2 separate regions of the Homo sapiens genome follow, and region 2 is linked to region 1. A link is a contact called in ENCODE Hi-C data. All regions are on one chromosome and are shown on one strand. Each heading gives the region's core, a stretch centred on a gene start or an enhancer-like site at or near the end of the contact. The rest is flanking DNA. Distances are from core to core; before and after follow the strand shown.

Region 1 (5,054 bases), core at 904-3,403:
GATGCCACCCCCAGTGCGTGTCCCTCCCAGAGCTCTGCAGAGGACGCCTGTATGGAAGCAGGTGCTCAAAGATGGGCAACAGAATCACAGAGAGCAAAAGGCGTCTGCGGAGCCGACAGCCCCAACCAGGAGCCAAACCCAGACCCCAGAGGGAGGTGGCCAGGCCCGGGCAGGCAGGGGAGACCTGGGAGGCCGGGTGCTGAGGCCCAGGGCAGAGCCACGCCCTACAAAGTTCCAGGACACAGAAAGGGGGACCCCCAAACCGCAGCTGTCATCCTCAGCTGCAACGGCAAATAGTTACCCCACGGTTCTCCCCCAACCCTGCCCCAAGCTGCAGACGGGTACACAGACGCGCAAAGGCCACGCGCTAGGAGCTCAGCGAGGACGGCCGCGGTGCGGGCCCAGCCGCCAGCGCCGTTTTCTTCCCGAGGGACGTGTGCTCCCTGCCGCGCTCCTACAGAAACGGTGGAGAGGCCGGGGAGGGGGGGGGGGCTCGGGCTCAACGGAACACCCTGCGCACCCGCCGCCTCGGCCCTAGCTCCAGGCCCTCTTGCCCCAACTCTCAGGGTTTCACCTCCCCACTCAGGGCACCGGGAAGGGCGCGACCGCCTTCCCTTTTCCCCACTGGAAGGGAATTCTGTCCCGGCAATCACGGAGACGACAGCAAAAGGGATCTGGCCCAGGCCGGGCTTCCAGACACCGGCGCCCTTGGAGGCCGCCAGAGAACGCTCCAGTCTCGGCCCGGGGCTCAGGCGCACGGACTCTGCCTTTGCAGCCGGGTCGAGGGAAAGAGAGGCTCCGCGCAGCGGCTCGGGCCGGCCCAGGACGCGGGCGCTGCAAGATGGCGATGGTGGCAAGCCCGGCGCCCGCCCGTGCTCCCTGCTTCCGCGGCCGCAGCCCGCGAGGAAGGCGCCCCGGGACCTGGGCGGGCCCAGGCAAGGGCAGGTGGGGGCGCTGGGCCGGTCCGGGACCTCGCGGAGTTCGCGGGAACGGAGACCCCGGGCCCTCCCGCGTCACCGCCGGGGGCTGCGCTTTGGGCCCGGTCTGAGGGCAGCGGCCTCCTCCACGGTCATACCCGGCACCCGCGCCCCGTCCCCTTCCCCCACAGCGCGCGGCCACGGTCGCCGGCGGCCTCCCCGCGGGAGGCGCGCTCCCGCGAGTGGCCCGGGAGCGCGCGCCCCAGGACACCCCGAGCTGCGCACGGCTCCCGCCCCATCCCGGCCCCGCAGGCCCAGCCACGGGGTCATGACCGGGGACGGGGTAGCGGCCGGGGATCGGGACCCGGGGTGCCGTCCCGGGTCCGACGGGGCTGGGGTCGGTGGAGCTGGGGGTCCGGCGGGGCAGCCCAGAGGCCCACAGGCCCTTTTGTGTCACCTGCACGGGCCGCGGGCGGGGAGAGCAGACTGCGGCGCTCGCGCACACGCAGCGGCCCGCGCATGCGCAAGACCCTTCCCGCGGTCCCGCCCCCGACCGCGGCCACGCGCGGACGCCGGCGCGCACGCGCACTCGCACACAAAGCCGGCGGCCCGCGGGCGCGCGCTCGGTCCGCCCCCGCGCCCCCCGCCCGCGCGGCACCCGCCCCGCCCCGCCCCCGCCCGCGGCCGGAAACGCGCGCGCGCGCGGCCTTACCAAGCGGCAGGCCCTTGTTGAGCAAGTGCGAGCTGCCCATCGAGAGGCGCGAGCGGCCGCGGGCCCCGACCACTCCGGCGCGCTGCGCCGCCGCGAGCCCGGCGCGTGGGGCGGCCTCGGCGCCGTCCGCTGCTCCGCCCGCCCGCCTGCGCCTGGCCGCCGCCGTGCCGAGTCTCCGCCGCGCCGCTGAGCCGCGCTCCGACGACCGCGCGGGCGGGGACACGGCGGCGCGCGCGGGCGGGGCCTCGCGGTTGGTCTCCTGGTTCCCAGCGCGGGCGGCGCACGGACTCACGCGGGCGGCTCAGGGCCCGCCCGGCCGGGACGCGGCTGCGGGGCGGGGCGGGGCGGGAGCCTGGCGGGAAGCTCGCGGGGCTGCAGCCCGGCGGAGGCCCCGGGCCTGGTGTTCCGCACGTTCTAAACCGCCTGTCCCCGAGGAAGTCGGGCAGGGTCGGGCCGGACTCAGCGCCGCTGGCGGGAGCGCCGTCCGCCCCGAGGACCCTGCGGGCCCGGAAGCCGAGACAGGGCCGCCCACGTCAGCGCCTGGCGCGGGCCCGAACGTAAATGGCGCTCCTCCGCGCCGCAGCCGCAGCCGCCCCGCTCCCTTCCCGCTCCGCCAGCTGCCGCCCTCCCGCGCTCGCTTCTCGCCCCGCGGCCTGGCCCGTGCGCCTCCGAGGCTGGCCAGGGGCACCGAGGCCGCGGGCCCCCCATCGCCCCCACCCGAGCCCTGATTTACCGTCCGAGAGCCGGCGGCACATGGGACCCCGAGAGGAGAAGCGCGCCTGCCCCAGTGCGTCCCCAGGCGGGGGAGCCCCGACTCCTGGAGGGACCGCGTCCTGCCCGGCCCGGGAAGTTCAGGGCTGGAGAACCCCTTCCCCGACCCCATTTCTCTTTTAACAAGAGTAGGGTTTGTAGCTAACCAACGTCCTGACAGCTCAGCTCTGCTTTCCCTTTAAGCATTAATATCAAAGCCCTGCCTGCTACCGGTGAAGCCCCGACCCGGGAGGGCCCGAAAGTCCCTTCAGGGAGAGGCCGCACTGGGCCTGCTCACCCAGGGGCTGCCCCTGCAGACTCTCCCGAGGGGCCCAGGGATATTCCTCGCGCCGCGAGTGGACGCTTCCATCCACCCCATGGGGAGGGCCTCTGCGCGTGGCTACTCTGAGCCCTCTGGAATGCCGAGATAGTTGCATAATTTCAGAAACCACGGCATGGAGACGGAATGATGCAGACTCCTATCCGCGAGATACCTGCTGTAATTTCGCTGTGGTTCGTGAGGACGCGTCCTGGGCTGCCCTGAGAAGCCTACGTCTCCCCTTCGAGGCCCGGGAAGACCTCCAACCCCGCTGACAATGCTGGGCCCTCAGCCAGACCTGCCCTGCGTGCCACGTTCTGTTCTAAGATCGGGCTGCCGAGCTGTGGCCTGGAGGAAACCTGGCAGGTGTCACCAGAGCTTTGGGGAGGGTGAGGCCCTGTCGGGGAAGCCCAGTGGGAGTCATGAAGGAGGGAACACGTGTGGAGCCCTTGTAGGGGGAGGGGCAGCCCTGCAGAGATCTAAGAAAAAATTCCAGAAAAATGAGCAGCAACCTCCAAGGCCAGGCATCGGTGCAGGGGACAAGGGGTCGTAGCTGGAGGGGCCTAGGTGAGGCTGCCGGGAAGGGACGATGTGGTTGGTGGAGTGCACAGGCAGGGACCTCACTGGACTTTCCTGTCTGCTCAGCATGGACAGGCAGCCCAGGAGAAGGCAGCACGTGGCCGGGTGCAGGGACGTACCACCCCCACTTCCCCAGGGGAGCTGGGGTCAGACGAGTCCCAGGCACTCCATCCTCTGCAGCAAGTCAGGTTGTGATTTACTAGGGGGTGGTGAATATAATGGAGAGACTTCTGGGGAGGAATTCCTGGCTCCCGCGTGGACTTGCAGAGCTCAACAGGCAGCCACGTGGCTGAGTGTCCAGCAAACATCACATAAGGCTTTGGGTCCTGCAGGTGGGGCTGCCATGAGCAGCAAGCTCAGTCCAGAAGAACAGTTCCTCTCCAGGATCCACTTCCTGCGCACTTTTATGTGCAGTGTAGCTGGAGCAGAGCTCCCCGGAATTCCACAGGCAACTGAGAACGGAGAGGGATGCAGGCCAGCCAGGGATCCAGCGTCTTCCCCATCGTCACTCTCCATGGCCTCCGTCTACACACAGTGTTCGTCTGCACAGCTTGTCAGCGCGTTATCATGACTTCTATTTGGCACCGGCCCGTCTGTCCACTGTCCTGGCTTGTTCCAAGCGCTGCCTTCTCCAACTGGGGTCCTGGCTGCAGAGCTGTCTGCTCCCCACGTTGGGCAACTCCAGCCAAGATTCCTACACCCAAATGTGACCGTGTTGCTCACGAAGAAGGCTCAGCTTTGCGTGTGCCCAGCCGTGTGCACAGCTCGTCCCAACTCCTGCGGGTGGCACCTGCCTCTCCCACCTCCAGTCTTTCCCCTGTGATGAGCAGATGACCACCGCCCTCCAGGGTCAGCGTTTGGCTGTTTGTGTGCCTGCCCACCCGCCTCCCTGTGCCTGGGCCTGCCCTGTGCCTGCACACAGGAGTGGCTCATGGCGTTTGCCCTACACGGATGGGCTGTCCTGGGAGCTACTGGACAGTCACCTTGGTGGGAATGCCAGAGGCATGGGCATTAGGTCCCCCCGGCCAGCCTCCGTTGCCACATGGGCTATTTTTGTCCATCGCGTGGGACAACCTAGTATTGGGGGAAAACTCAGTCCACTCTAAAGAAGCATCGGCGTTTTGGATGGACGAATGCTGCTTCATGCGACTCCATGTCAATGGACTATTTTATTCAACTCGGGTATTTATGAGTGTCTCCTCTGTGCCAGCCACGTGTGAAAGAAGAACTCCAAGTTACTGGACACCAGGACAAACCAGGTAGATCACTGCATCCGGTTCCTCCTCTTTCTGCCGACTCTCCCGGGCAACCGTTCTGATTCCTGGCATGGAGTTGGGGGCGAGCTCATCAGTACCCAGAGCGCCTGGTGTGCAGCCAAAGGCCCCCATTTTATTAGTCGGTGTGTTCAGTATCACGCTCAAGACAAGGGCCAACCTATTACTTCACACACCTCAAATACAAAAAGTGCCTGGGAACGTCGATGAGGTATTAAAGGAAACCACTGGTCTTGTCAGTCATGTACACACAGAAAAAAAAACCAGTCATTTTTATTTTTATTTTTTGAGACAGAGTTTCGCTCTTGTTGCCCAGGCTGGAGTGCAATGGTGCAATTTCAGCTCACTGCAATCTCTGCCACCCGGATTCAAGCAATTCTCCTGTCTCAGCCTCCCGAGTAGCTGGAATTGCAGACACCCATCACCACGCCCAGCTAATTTTATGTATTTTTAGTAGAGATGGGGTTTCACCATGTTGGTCAGGCTGGTCTTGAACTCCTGAC
Region 2 (5,054 bases), core at 1,895-4,394, 5.4 Mb after region 1:
TCAAAAAGTGGGAGAAGGATATGAACAGACACTTCTCAAAAGAAGACATTTATGCAGCCAAAAGACACATGAAAAAATGCTCACCATCACTGGCCATCAGAGAAATGCAAATCAAAACCACAATGAGATACCATCTCACACCAGCTAGAATGGCAATCATTAAAAAGTCAGGAAACAACAGGTGCTGGAGAGGATGTGGAGAAATAGGAACACTTTTACACTGTTGGTGGGACTGTAAACTAGTTCAACCATTGTGAAAGTCAGTGTGGCGATTCCTCAGGGATCTAGAACTAGAAATACCATTTCACCCAGCCATCCCATTACTGGGTATATACCCAAAGGACTATAAATCATGCTGCTATAAAGACACATGCACACGTATGTTTATTGCGGCACTATTCACAATAGCAAAGACTTGGAACCAACCCAAATGTCCAACAATGATAGACAGGATTAAGAAAATGTGGCACATATACACCATGGAATACTATGCAGCCATAAAAAATGATGAGTTCATGTCCTTTGTAGGGACATGGATGAAATTGGAAATCATCATTCTCAGTAAACTATCGCAAGGACAAAAAACTAAACACCGCATGTTCTCACTCATAGATGGGAATTGAAAATGAGAACACATGGACACGGGAAGGGGAACATCACACTCTGGGGACTGTTGTGGGGTGGGGGGAGGGGGGAGGCATAGCATTAGGAGATATACCTAATGCTAAATGACGAGTTAATGGGTGTAGCACACCAGAATGGCACATGTATACATATGTAACTAACCAGCACATTGTGCACATGTACCCTAAAACTTAAAGTATAATAATAATAAAAAAAATGAAAGAAATGTGAAAAAAAAAAAGAAAGTTTATTTTGCCAAGGTTAAGGACACACACCCATGACATGGCCTCAGGAGGTCCTGATGACATGTGCCCAAGGTGGTTGGGGTACAGCTTAGTTTTATACATTTTAGGGAGACATGGGACATCAATCAATATATGTAAGATGTACATTGGTTTGGTCCAGACAGGCCAGACAACTTGAAGCAGGGCAGGGGCTTTCAGTTAATAGGTAGATAAGAGACAAACAGTTGCATTCTTTTGAGTTTCTGATTGGCCTTTCCAAAGGAGGCAGTCAGAGATGCATCTATCTCAGTGAGCAGATGGGTGGCTCCGAGTTCTGTCATTTGTCCACAAGGAATTTCCTTGTGAGGGAGGTAGGTAGCTTTTTAATCTTAGTAGCTATCTTTTTTAGGAATAGAATGGGAGGCAGGTTTGCCTGATGCAGTTCCCAGCTTGACTGTCCCCTTTGGTTTAGTGATTATGGGGTCCCAAGATTTATTTTCCTTTCACACAAGCCCCAAAGTTGGGTTTTTACAAGAGCAACCAAAATATTAAGAACCTGAGAAAAGTCAAAACAAAACATATACTTACGTTTCTCTGAATCCTTAATTCTGCTGTAGTCAAAACTGTGATGTGTCCCTTTACCTTGAAAATGGAAGCCAAATCCATGGGATTTATGTAAGCTGGATTTCTGAAAAGTTTATTGATGTTTGGGAATGGGACAACAAGCTAGGAAATTAACGTATCTCTCCTCATTCTGTGTTGAGTGGATGTTAAGGCAAATTTACCAATATGCGCCAAGCTCTGCCCAGGGCGTTAGGGCATTAAGGCCACAGAGCTAAGACCCCAAAGAGCCTAGGATCCAGTGGAAGGGCTCAGAGGCTCTGGACAGCGCCTTGCACCACACACTGAACATGGGTCTGCTGGGGCCTCAGGACGGAGCAGCCAGGCTCCACCTTGGGGTGTGGGGAGGCCGGTTTGGTGAAAAGACACCCAGACCCTTCTGACTGTCATCCAAGGAAGAAGGAAAACTACTCTTTAAAAAGGCAGAAAGGGCCAGGCGCACGGCTCATGCCTGTAATCTCTGCACTTTGGGAGGCCCGAAGTGGAAGGATCACTTGAGGCCAGAAGATCAAGGCTGCAGTGAGCCATGATCCCACCACTGGACTCCAGCCTGGGCGACAGACCGAGACCCTGCCTCAATAAAAAAAAAAAACTTTTTAAATAATAATAAGTAAATAAGGCCCGGCACGGTGGCTTACGCCTGTAATCCCAGCACTTTGGGAGGCCGAGGTGGATGGATCACGAGGTCAGGAGATCGAGACCATCCTGGCTAACACGGTGAAACCCCGTCTCTACTAAAAATACAAAAAATTAGCCGGGTGCGGTGGCAGGCGCCTGTAGTCCCAGCTACTCGCGAGGCTGAGGCAGGAGAATGGTGTGAACCCCGGAGGTGGAGTTTGCAGTGAGCCGAGATCGTGCCACTGCACTCCAGCCTGGGCGATAGAGCCAGACTCTGTCTCCAAAAAAAAAAAAAAAAAAAGTAAATAAAACGGCTGAGGGGACTCAGGTCCCCCTGCGTGAAAGGAAGGGGCTTTAAGCGTCCACCTGGGGTAGCTGCATTATCACGTAGGATCCTCCTCTTCTAGTGTGGAAGGCCCTTTTTAATTTTCATTTATATTTTATTTATTTATTTTGCGACGGAGTCTCACTCTGATGCACAGGCTGGAGAGCAGTGGCGCGATATGGGCTCACTGCAACCTCCGCCTCCCGTTTTCAAACGATTGTCTCAGCCTCCCAAGCAGCTGGGGTTACACGCGTGCAACACGACGCCCGGCTAATTTTTGTATTTTTGGTAGAGACGGGGTCTCGCCATGTCGGCCAGGCTGGTCTCGAATTCCTGACCTCAAGCCATCCACCCACCTCGCCTCCCAACGTGCTGAGATTACAGGCGTGAGCCACCGCGCCTGGGAAGTGCGGGAGGCCTTTTTAAAAAATGTAAACTCGCGTGCTCAAGAAGCCCTATCGGAGGGAAACACCCAGAAGAGGCCACCCTCCAAACACAGGGTAAAACAGGGGTGACGCACAGAGGTAACGGGAAAGCAGGAACGAGCGAGAGCGTGCGGTCCCGTACCTGCGCGTGCCTGCGTGCGCGTCCGTGCGGCCGCGACGCCGCCGCCGGTGCCTCTCTTTCTAGACGTGCGCGCGCCCGCAGCTCGCCCCCCTGACCGTAAAGAGGCCCGGCTGTGTCGTGAAAGGGGCCGCAACGCGCAGAGCGCTGGTTGACGGCCGGGACTCCATTTTGTTCGCCGTTACTCTGCGCGTAAGTCGCTTGTCCGTGGCTTCTCTGAGAAGAAAAGTTGAAAAAGGGTAAAAGTTTTCAGGAATATTCGGGCTCTCTATTGCTAAGCATAGCGAGTGTCGGTTTTCTCTCTCCAACAGACATCGCTATTGCGGTTCCGAGGCAGTGGGAAGAGATGCGGCCCCTGGACATCGTCGAGCTGGCGGAACCGGAGGAAGTGGAGGTGCTGGAGCCCGAGGAGGATTTCGAGCAGTTTCTGCTCCCGGTCATCAACGAGATGCGCGAGGACATCGCGTCGCTGACGCGCGAGCACGGGCGGGCGTACCTGCGGAACCGGAGCAAGCTGTGGGAGATGGACAATATGCTCATCCAGATCAAAACGCAGGTGGAGGCCTCGGAGGAGAGCGCCCTCAACCACCTCCAGAACCCGGGCGACGCGGCCGAGGGCCGGGCGGCCAAGAGGTGCGAGAAGGCCGAGGAGAAGGCCAAGGAGATTGCGAAGATGGCAGAGATGCTGGTGGAGCTGGTCCGGCGGATAGAGAAGAGCGAGTCGTCGTGAGCGCGGTCGGCGGTAAGTCGGGCACCCGCGCCAGGCCGAGGAGCGGCCCCAGCTTGGCCGCTCTTCGAGAGCGATGATTTCATCGAGATGCACCGGAATCGGGGGTGGGGCGGGAGAATAAAGGCGTGCTCGGGTCAGGGCCGATCTGGGCCCCGTCTTCGTGTTTTGTTTTTTGACGGTGGCGGCGTGGGATAATCAGAGTGGCCGGGTTTGGGCGTGATGCGTGTTCAGTGGAAGGGTCATAAATCTCAGAGTCGCCAAGGAAACAGAAACGGACAAGGTCCCGGGCCGTCCAGCAAGCGGGGGTGGAAATAGAGGATTTTCGGGGAAGACGTTGGACAAGTCAACGTTGCTAGAGACTGGAGTGAGTCAGGTGGTGGCCAGAAGAGGTGGCGTCCTGCACAGTGGCGTTCGTGAGGGTTTGGGGGTCGTTGTGCCTGGGATTAACCTCTCGATGATGAATTTCTTCCCATTGTGCTTTAGGTTTCCAGCCAATGGATTCTGGTCAACTGGTGGAGATTGGCTGACACCCTGGAGAAGCCGAAACCAGAGAGCCTTTTGTTTTCTCTTTTTTCCTGTCTATGCTCTGTCTCACTTAACACTACGTTTTCTGCTATGGTCTGTGGTTGATGACCTCAATATGAGTTTCGATTGTTAACGTGTTTTTGTTTGGGAAGTAATTTTGTTTGAAAATGCTCTCACATACAGGAATTAGGGCCTAGATTGTAAGCTCTTGCAGCAGTCACATTTGTTCCCGGGCTTTGGTGGTTATTTCTAAATTTTTGAGGTGCTTTGCTATTTCTTGTGTGACCTGATAGCTCCCTGGAACTTTGGGTCTGTGTGTGACACATGAGACTCACAGTTGGAGTTCTCCAGCTCTGGAGGTGCTGAAGGAGCTGCATTAATTCTGGAAGACGACTCCATGCAGCAACTACTGAAGAAAGGACCAGACTTCAACGGGGAGTGTGGATGGGCCGACCTGGCTGGGACTCGTGAATCTGGAGAAGAGCTGGAGAATGGATAGTATTGTCTGTATTTGGAGACTTTAATTTCTGTGTGAGACCAAAGGAGGAGAGATGTGTTTTGTTCAAAATTTAAATTTGTTGTGGTACACTATCTTATGTAACCTGTCTGGTGAGTTTGTTTGGACAACCTAACTCAGCTTTATTTGACATGGAACCTAAAATAGAAGATAAGATCTTGATATTCTGTACAAGTTGATGTAATACCCTGATGCGTTTTAGAGGACTTGGCATAAAATGAAAGATTGGCAAAGGCCCTTGAGGGGCTTGGGGATGACAGTATGGAACTGTCTGCATTGGACCCTAAACTGGACTAGAAGAGGCAT

What was found. A loop is a pair of places that touch in the nucleus more often than their neighbours do. Pooled maps may share reads with other maps.
Region 2: a loop to region 1 is called in a pooled map, with 15 times the contacts of the local background. The contact joins the promoter of MRFAP1 here to the promoter of CTBP1-DT in region 1. A Hi-C loop is called at or near these places in 7 of 50 pooled maps.

Annotation. Positions count from the first base shown.
Region 1 is chr4:1,247,287-1,252,340 of GRCh38, forward strand. CTBP1-DT (CTBP1 divergent transcript) reads left to right here and starts at 2,154. Exons shown (of 2, transcript NR_033339.1): 1 at 2,154-2,186; 2 at 2,825-5,054. It overlaps CTBP1 (C-terminal binding protein 1), which reads right to left and starts at 1,844. Exons shown (of 10, transcript NM_001012614.2): 1 at 1,630-1,844. RefSeq lists silencers at 733-1,452, 1,623-2,552 and enhancers at 2,923-2,972, 3,033-3,122.
Region 2 is chr4:6,637,541-6,642,594 of GRCh38, forward strand. It overlaps MRFAP1 (Morf4 family associated protein 1), which reads left to right and starts at 3,145. Exons shown (of 2, transcript NM_033296.3): 1 at 3,145-3,718; 2 at 4,190-5,054. The coding sequence starts at 3,323. The coding sequence ends at 3,706. LOC124900653 (a long non-coding RNA gene) reads right to left here and starts at 3,081. Exons shown (of 2, transcript XR_007058007.1): 1 at 2,980-3,081; 2 at 1-1,490. RefSeq lists an enhancer at 1,345-2,139 and a silencer at 4,113-4,182.